Regions from separate parts of the Homo sapiens genome. Here region 1 is linked to region 2. The links are chromatin loops, found by intact Hi-C in ENCODE. Cell type or tissue: PC-9. All regions are shown on one strand. Links, peaks and the distances in the headings refer to the core of each region. The heading gives the core; the rest is flanking DNA.

What was found. A loop is a pair of places that touch in the nucleus more often than their neighbours do. Peaks named below come from ENCODE experiments on the same cell type or tissue, not always from the same donor. Only the 100,000 strongest peaks of a DNase experiment are listed, where the experiment ranks them.
Region 1: it touches region 2 in a loop (2.2-fold over the local background); 3 of 110 quality-filtered maps call a loop at or near these places.

The regions. Positions count from the first base shown.
Region 1 is chr3:188,278,630-188,281,445 of GRCh38, forward strand. All of the region lies in intron 2 of LPP (LIM domain containing preferred translocation partner in lipoma), which reads left to right. Among named protein-coding and RNA genes, the nearest start is that of FLJ42393, 100 kb to the left of the region's middle. In PC-9, for the core only: CTCF peaks have their summits at 1,255 (motif pointing left) and 1,457; no DNase peak of the experiment used is centred there.
Region 2 is chr3:187,916,471-187,919,286 of GRCh38, forward strand. No RefSeq gene overlaps it. Among named protein-coding and RNA genes, the nearest start is that of LINC01991, 59 kb to the right of the region's middle. RefSeq lists an enhancer at 2,788-2,816. In PC-9, for the core only: CTCF peaks have their summits at 1,271 and 1,470; a DNase peak (open chromatin) is centred at 1,141; H3K27ac peaks cover 863 bases.

The sequences.
Region 1 (2,816 bases), core at 24-2,523, 360 kb after region 2:
GCTTGTTTCAGATCTCCTCTCGGTGTTTCTCTACACTTAGTGAAGACTATATAACCATGGCTCTATTATAATACAATACGTTATAATAAGATCTAGGGGCATTCTCGAGAACTTGGGAGCAATCTAAGAAAGGAGAGTGAGGTTGGAGAGAGGCGTGTCCTTTGCATCTTCTGGTAGATGATGGTGGAGGCTGTGTAATAACACGCCAAAGCCTAGCCCACTTGAAAGCATCACGCTCTCCAGGGAACTGCCTCAGCCTGGGGCACTTATATTATCCATGCTTAGCATTTTTGTATTACTTTACATTTGTGAACTGCTTTCCCATGATTTATTAGCTGTTCTTGTTTTTAATAGCCCCTGGAGGTACATTGATATTCAGGCTTCTGAGAATGTAAATGCACAGGGAACGTTCATCTCATCAGATATTTTTGGATCTGGGTTCAGGACTCTGACCTCCTGGGATGAGGCCATTTGGGGTCACTGCCTCCCATGGATTAGTAGGAGATCAAGTGGACTTAACTTCAGCTCCTAAAGTCTCCAAGGCACAGCCATGGAATGACTGCAGCTATTTAAGGAAATGGCGTAGAAGCCATTATCCAAAGAGCTGGATTCCAGTCCTGACTCTGCTGCTGACCAGCTTCACTGGCCTTGAGTAGTTGCTTTGCCTACCTATGCCTCAGACTCACCCTCTATAAAACAAAGGTAACCTCTCAAGTCCCTTTAGACCCCCCATTGTATTAAATATAATTCTGTGACTTTGGACTCCTTCTCTGGAACCCCTTGGGTAGCCAATGAATTATATGACAGGGAACATGGGTATAGATATAACCCATTAGGGGACTTGAATTGAGAAGGTGCTCACCTTCCTTTCTCTAGGATTCAAGGACCAACTGACAATGATATGCTTTCAGATTCATTTTAAGAAGCACACAATCCTCATTCACTATAAAAGTAAGATAGCGAGTGGAGCTGTTAGAGGAAAGTCAGACTGGAGCCAAGACCATCATTTCTGTATCTTCTGGGTGTTGTAGAAAGTAATTAGCAGGCTTGATTATCTCACTGGTTCAACACACATTTTAGGGATGTGATGTAATGTGAGGAAACATTTAGTTGTCAGATTTTAGGGCTGTATCAAATTTATTCTTGCAGGAAAAGTCTAGTTGTCCTGGCAACCTAAAATTGATTTCTTTTTGCTCTTGTCAGCTGAAACTGGTCCCCTTTGAATCATTCCTCTAATTTAATATAGAGAGCTGTGTGTCTCCACCTGGTGACCGAATCATTTTTAATGACAGGTAACTCCAGCAAATGGCTCCTCTTTCCTACCTGAGCCAGAAGCTATAGTTTATTACTACCTTCACCCTGTGTTGTTCTCTTTGTGTTTATTTATTTGTCTGTGGAGTGAGGTGTGTAAGTAAAGTGGCATTCAATTAATTAAGAGTTTAATCAGGCCTGTAGAGCAGTGATGTAATTGGCAGCCAATCACTGCCTTTCGTTTTCAGTGACCTCCTAGACATGAGTGGGATTCGAATGGGCTCTGGAAGAGGGAGTCCTTTTGTGTGGATGTCTAGCATTTTTGTAACCCGAAGAGGGTGATGTAATGGCCCAGATGAAAGGAGAAAGCGGAGCTGCATGGCTGCTTTCTGCCTCTGTCAGTCATCTCTATCAAGGGGGTGGGTCATCTATGAAGGGTGGAATCGACATCATTAGGAAGAAATTGATGCCTATGACAATTGAAGAGGTTGTGAGAGAGCAATTTGCTTTCCTTAAATGGTTGCAAATTTCATGGACCACGAATGCCGCATCTCAGGATACAGAAGAGAACTTCTGATGGGGAACGGCTACCAGTAATTTTGAGGAAACCCAGAAATCAGCAGAAATGCCAGAAAGTGAGGAGACGAGGAAATAGGTATTATCAAAAAAGTCCAGTGCCCATCCCCCACCCCGCCCCCAAACGAAACAGGTATCCAGAGTCTAGAATCTGCTGATTTCATTGTGATTCCAGTTGTCGACGGTCCTATGTAGACAGGTGATTTGTGAGTCTTTGAAAGGAAGTAGTGTTCACCAAGAGCCAGAACAGGGTCTTAACCAGTTCCCGTTTTGTCTGGGTTAACCAACTGGTGGATTAACACGATGACACAGACATAGTGGGGAGAATGTGGGCTTTGGAGTTGGATTGTCTGGATTTAAATCCAGAGTCCAGGTCATTGTATACAAATGACCTTAGGCCAGTTGTTTAATTTTTGTGACTCAGCTTCTTCTTCATGTCAGTTCTATCCTGGGGCTAATGATAGGACGACAAAGGAATTTTTTTTTTTTTTTTTTTAAGAGGGAATCTTGCTGTGTTGCCCAGGCTGGAGTGCAATGGTGCAATATCTGCTCACTGCAACCTCTGCCTCCTGGGCTCAAGCGATTCTCCTGCCTCAGCCTCCCAAGTAGCTGAGATTACAGGCGACAAAGGAATTTTTGAAGACAAAATGAAATAATGCATGTGAAGAGCTTAAAACAATTTGCACATATGAATTATTTAATAAATGTGGTTCTTACTACTGTTTGTAGGAAGACATTTGAATTTAGTAAAGCACATAAAAGCCTTTTACATATGTATGGATAAGTCCGTAAACAAATACACACTTATTAGTGATGCGGGTTTAGAAAGAGTATATTTCTTGGTGGCAGAAGTTCCAAAGTCAGGCCAGGCATAGTGGCTCACACCTGTAATCCCAGCATTTTGGGAGGCTGAGGCAGATGGATCACTTGAGGTCAGGAGTTTGAGAACAGCCTGGCCAACATAGCGAAACCCCGTCTCTACTAAAAAT
Region 2 (2,816 bases), core at 234-2,733:
ATTATCTTTTACAGAAAATGATGAAATTAGGCATATTTTCTTCGTGGTTCCTGTCAGAACTAATGCTCTATGAATTGAATTTGTTCAGACACCAAATTGGCTAGTTAAGAATTCGATTCTTTTCTTCTTTCCCCTGATGTTCTTGAGGAAAAAAATAATAACAAAATAATGACTTACTCTATACCAGGCACTATGATAATATGTTTATGCTTATTATTTCACTTGCCAACAAACTGGTATGAAGGAAGAAATGATTCAACTCAACTGCAGCAGCAGTTCCAGCGATCTGGTTGGGAGTTAATACTGATGCAGCCCAATTGTCCCCACCTCCTGCATTTCTACCTCAAATCCTTGAAAATGACAAGTCGCGATCTTAACAATGGTATTAGGTGCTAATAGATCCTGAAGTACCTTATGGATCATAAAAAAAAAAGCTTAAATCATACCCACTATCATTTTAGTGATTAGCAAAGTGTGTTGTAATTTACTTATTTTGAAACCAAGAATCAGTAAATGATATGGAGGGTAACCCAATGAACCAGAATTTTCCATTGCTCAGAATGCCCCATTTCCTAGCCATTTTGGATAAACAGGAATTTACTATGGCATTAGAATAATAATAGCCTACAAGGACTAGATTCTGGTAGCTGTAGCCTTGCCAACAGTCCAGCAATGTGTCCACTGCAGAGATCACTGTCCACTCCAGCCGGGTATCACCAGGGCCCAATCAGACTCCTTTTCAGAAATCATGGGCGGTGTTTCCATGGAGCTCTGCCCGAAAAGAGGTGATCTAAATCTTGCATGAGAGATGTACATCAACAGGGAGCTTTGCCTAGAACACTGTGACCTAAAAAATCATATTAAGGAACTCAGAATGCAGAGTCAGTTTCACAGACACCAAGTGACCTTGTGCAAGGCACCTCACGTATTGCCTCGCCTTCTTGACACCCCCTAATGAATGGTGACAGCGACACGCCCCAGCCGGCTGGGGCAGGCATTCTGATTTTCACTGCTCTGTTTCTTTTTCTTTCTCTCTCTCTCTCTGTTTTTTTGTTTTCGTTTTTTTTTTTTTTTTTTTTTTTTTTTTTTTTTTTTTTTAAGGCAGCCTGCTCCTTATATTAATCATCTTGCTGTTTGTTTAGTTCTGGGAAGGCAAGCACTGATTCACAAAGGAAAATCTCGCCTAGTGGTCAGATTGAATAGTATCTTTGCTACATTTCGGTTTGAAGATACCACCCAATTTATTTTTGATATTTCTTATATAAGGTTGCACATGATACATTTCTTGTGGAGTTTAGGGCTAGAAAGGGCTGGGTCCCCCTTGATCCATAGCTATTCTTCCTTTACTAGAGGAAGAGGGCTGTGAAATGCAATGCATGTTCCTTTCTTGTCTAAGCTGCTGGGAAGCTCAAAATCACATCATATGCTTGATTAAAATTATTCTTATTCTGTGTTTTTTTCTTCGAGCTGTCCTTTCATGACAAGGTCTTAATCTTTCATCTGTGTTTTAATGATCCTGTAATTTCTGTGACTAACAGTATATGTTACTTCAAATCCTTTTTTAAAGTAAGTGGCATGCAAATAAATCAATAATGCGGACAACTATGTTTTATAAAAACTTTGCAGATAAGAAAATCGGAAAGATTAAACCTTATTCTATGATGAAGTCTGAAATTTCATTTCTAACACAAATTAATCATTAATATTTAAAAGCTTATACATAGTAATAGCTATGAACCTTTGCATATCCCTTACCATTTATAAGGCAAACGCTTTCACATATGTGATCTCATTTTGTAATTAGCATTCACACTTTACAGATGAGGAAAGTGAGGCTTAGTGAGATTAAGTTAGTAAACTCAGATCTTCTGACCCTAGGCCAAGTCTCGAGTTGTTCTCCCCACCCCGCCCCCAACATCACTTTGCCTCTCATTGTCTTCTCATTTAAATCAGCATTCTTCTCACTACCTCTAGACAAACGCTTTGTTTTTTTAATGTGTCCATCAGAATTAAGCAAAAAAGCCATTTCAAGTGTTTATTTCTCTTACTGGGAGGGTATGCAAAAAGTTTGGAAACCACTGATTTAAGGTCTAAAGGGTCAAGCTTGAAGCTTGGAGTGGTCACTTCTAGAAGATCTGAACTCCCTGTCATCCTGGGGTTCCCTGTGTCAGTTTAATGGGGCAGGGGGAGACATCCAGTCTCTAACATACTTTTCTTTTCTAAATAAATGTAATGCCTAAGTGACACACAGATACCTGTAATACCTGTTGACACCAAATCAACAGATTGCTGGGAGAGTCAAGGAGAAGAAAGTTTCGTTACTCCCTAGGGCTTGTTGGTGAGAAAACACATGTGAGTCTTTAAATTGAAAGTGTCAGAGACGTGTTGTTCCACCAAGGGAGGAGTGGGGGGCAGTTGGCCAGCTTACTTTAACACGACTCTGAAGATAAGTGCTTGGTAAGCACTGTATTTGTATTTTTGCTTTTTGCCACTTCAGGCAACCTACCTACTGCCAATTACAAGTTGAAAAGCTTTGGAGATAGTTTGTATAGAAGGTCCTCTGCCTACAGAAACTTCTGGGAGGCTGAGTACCCTAAAAGAGATGTGCATCCGATGAGGTTGTGTCTGATTCTCCTCCAGGTTTGGACAGACCCAATTCTAGTTTCCCATTAGGGCCCAGATCCTGCCCACAGTCTGGGGGCTAGAGAGGCTAATCTCAAAGGGCTAGAAATGAGTCAGTTTCCACGCTCAACATCAGGCGTGTGGCTTCCTGAAGCACAGACGAGGAAGCGTTGAATTTCAAAGAGCAAATTTTT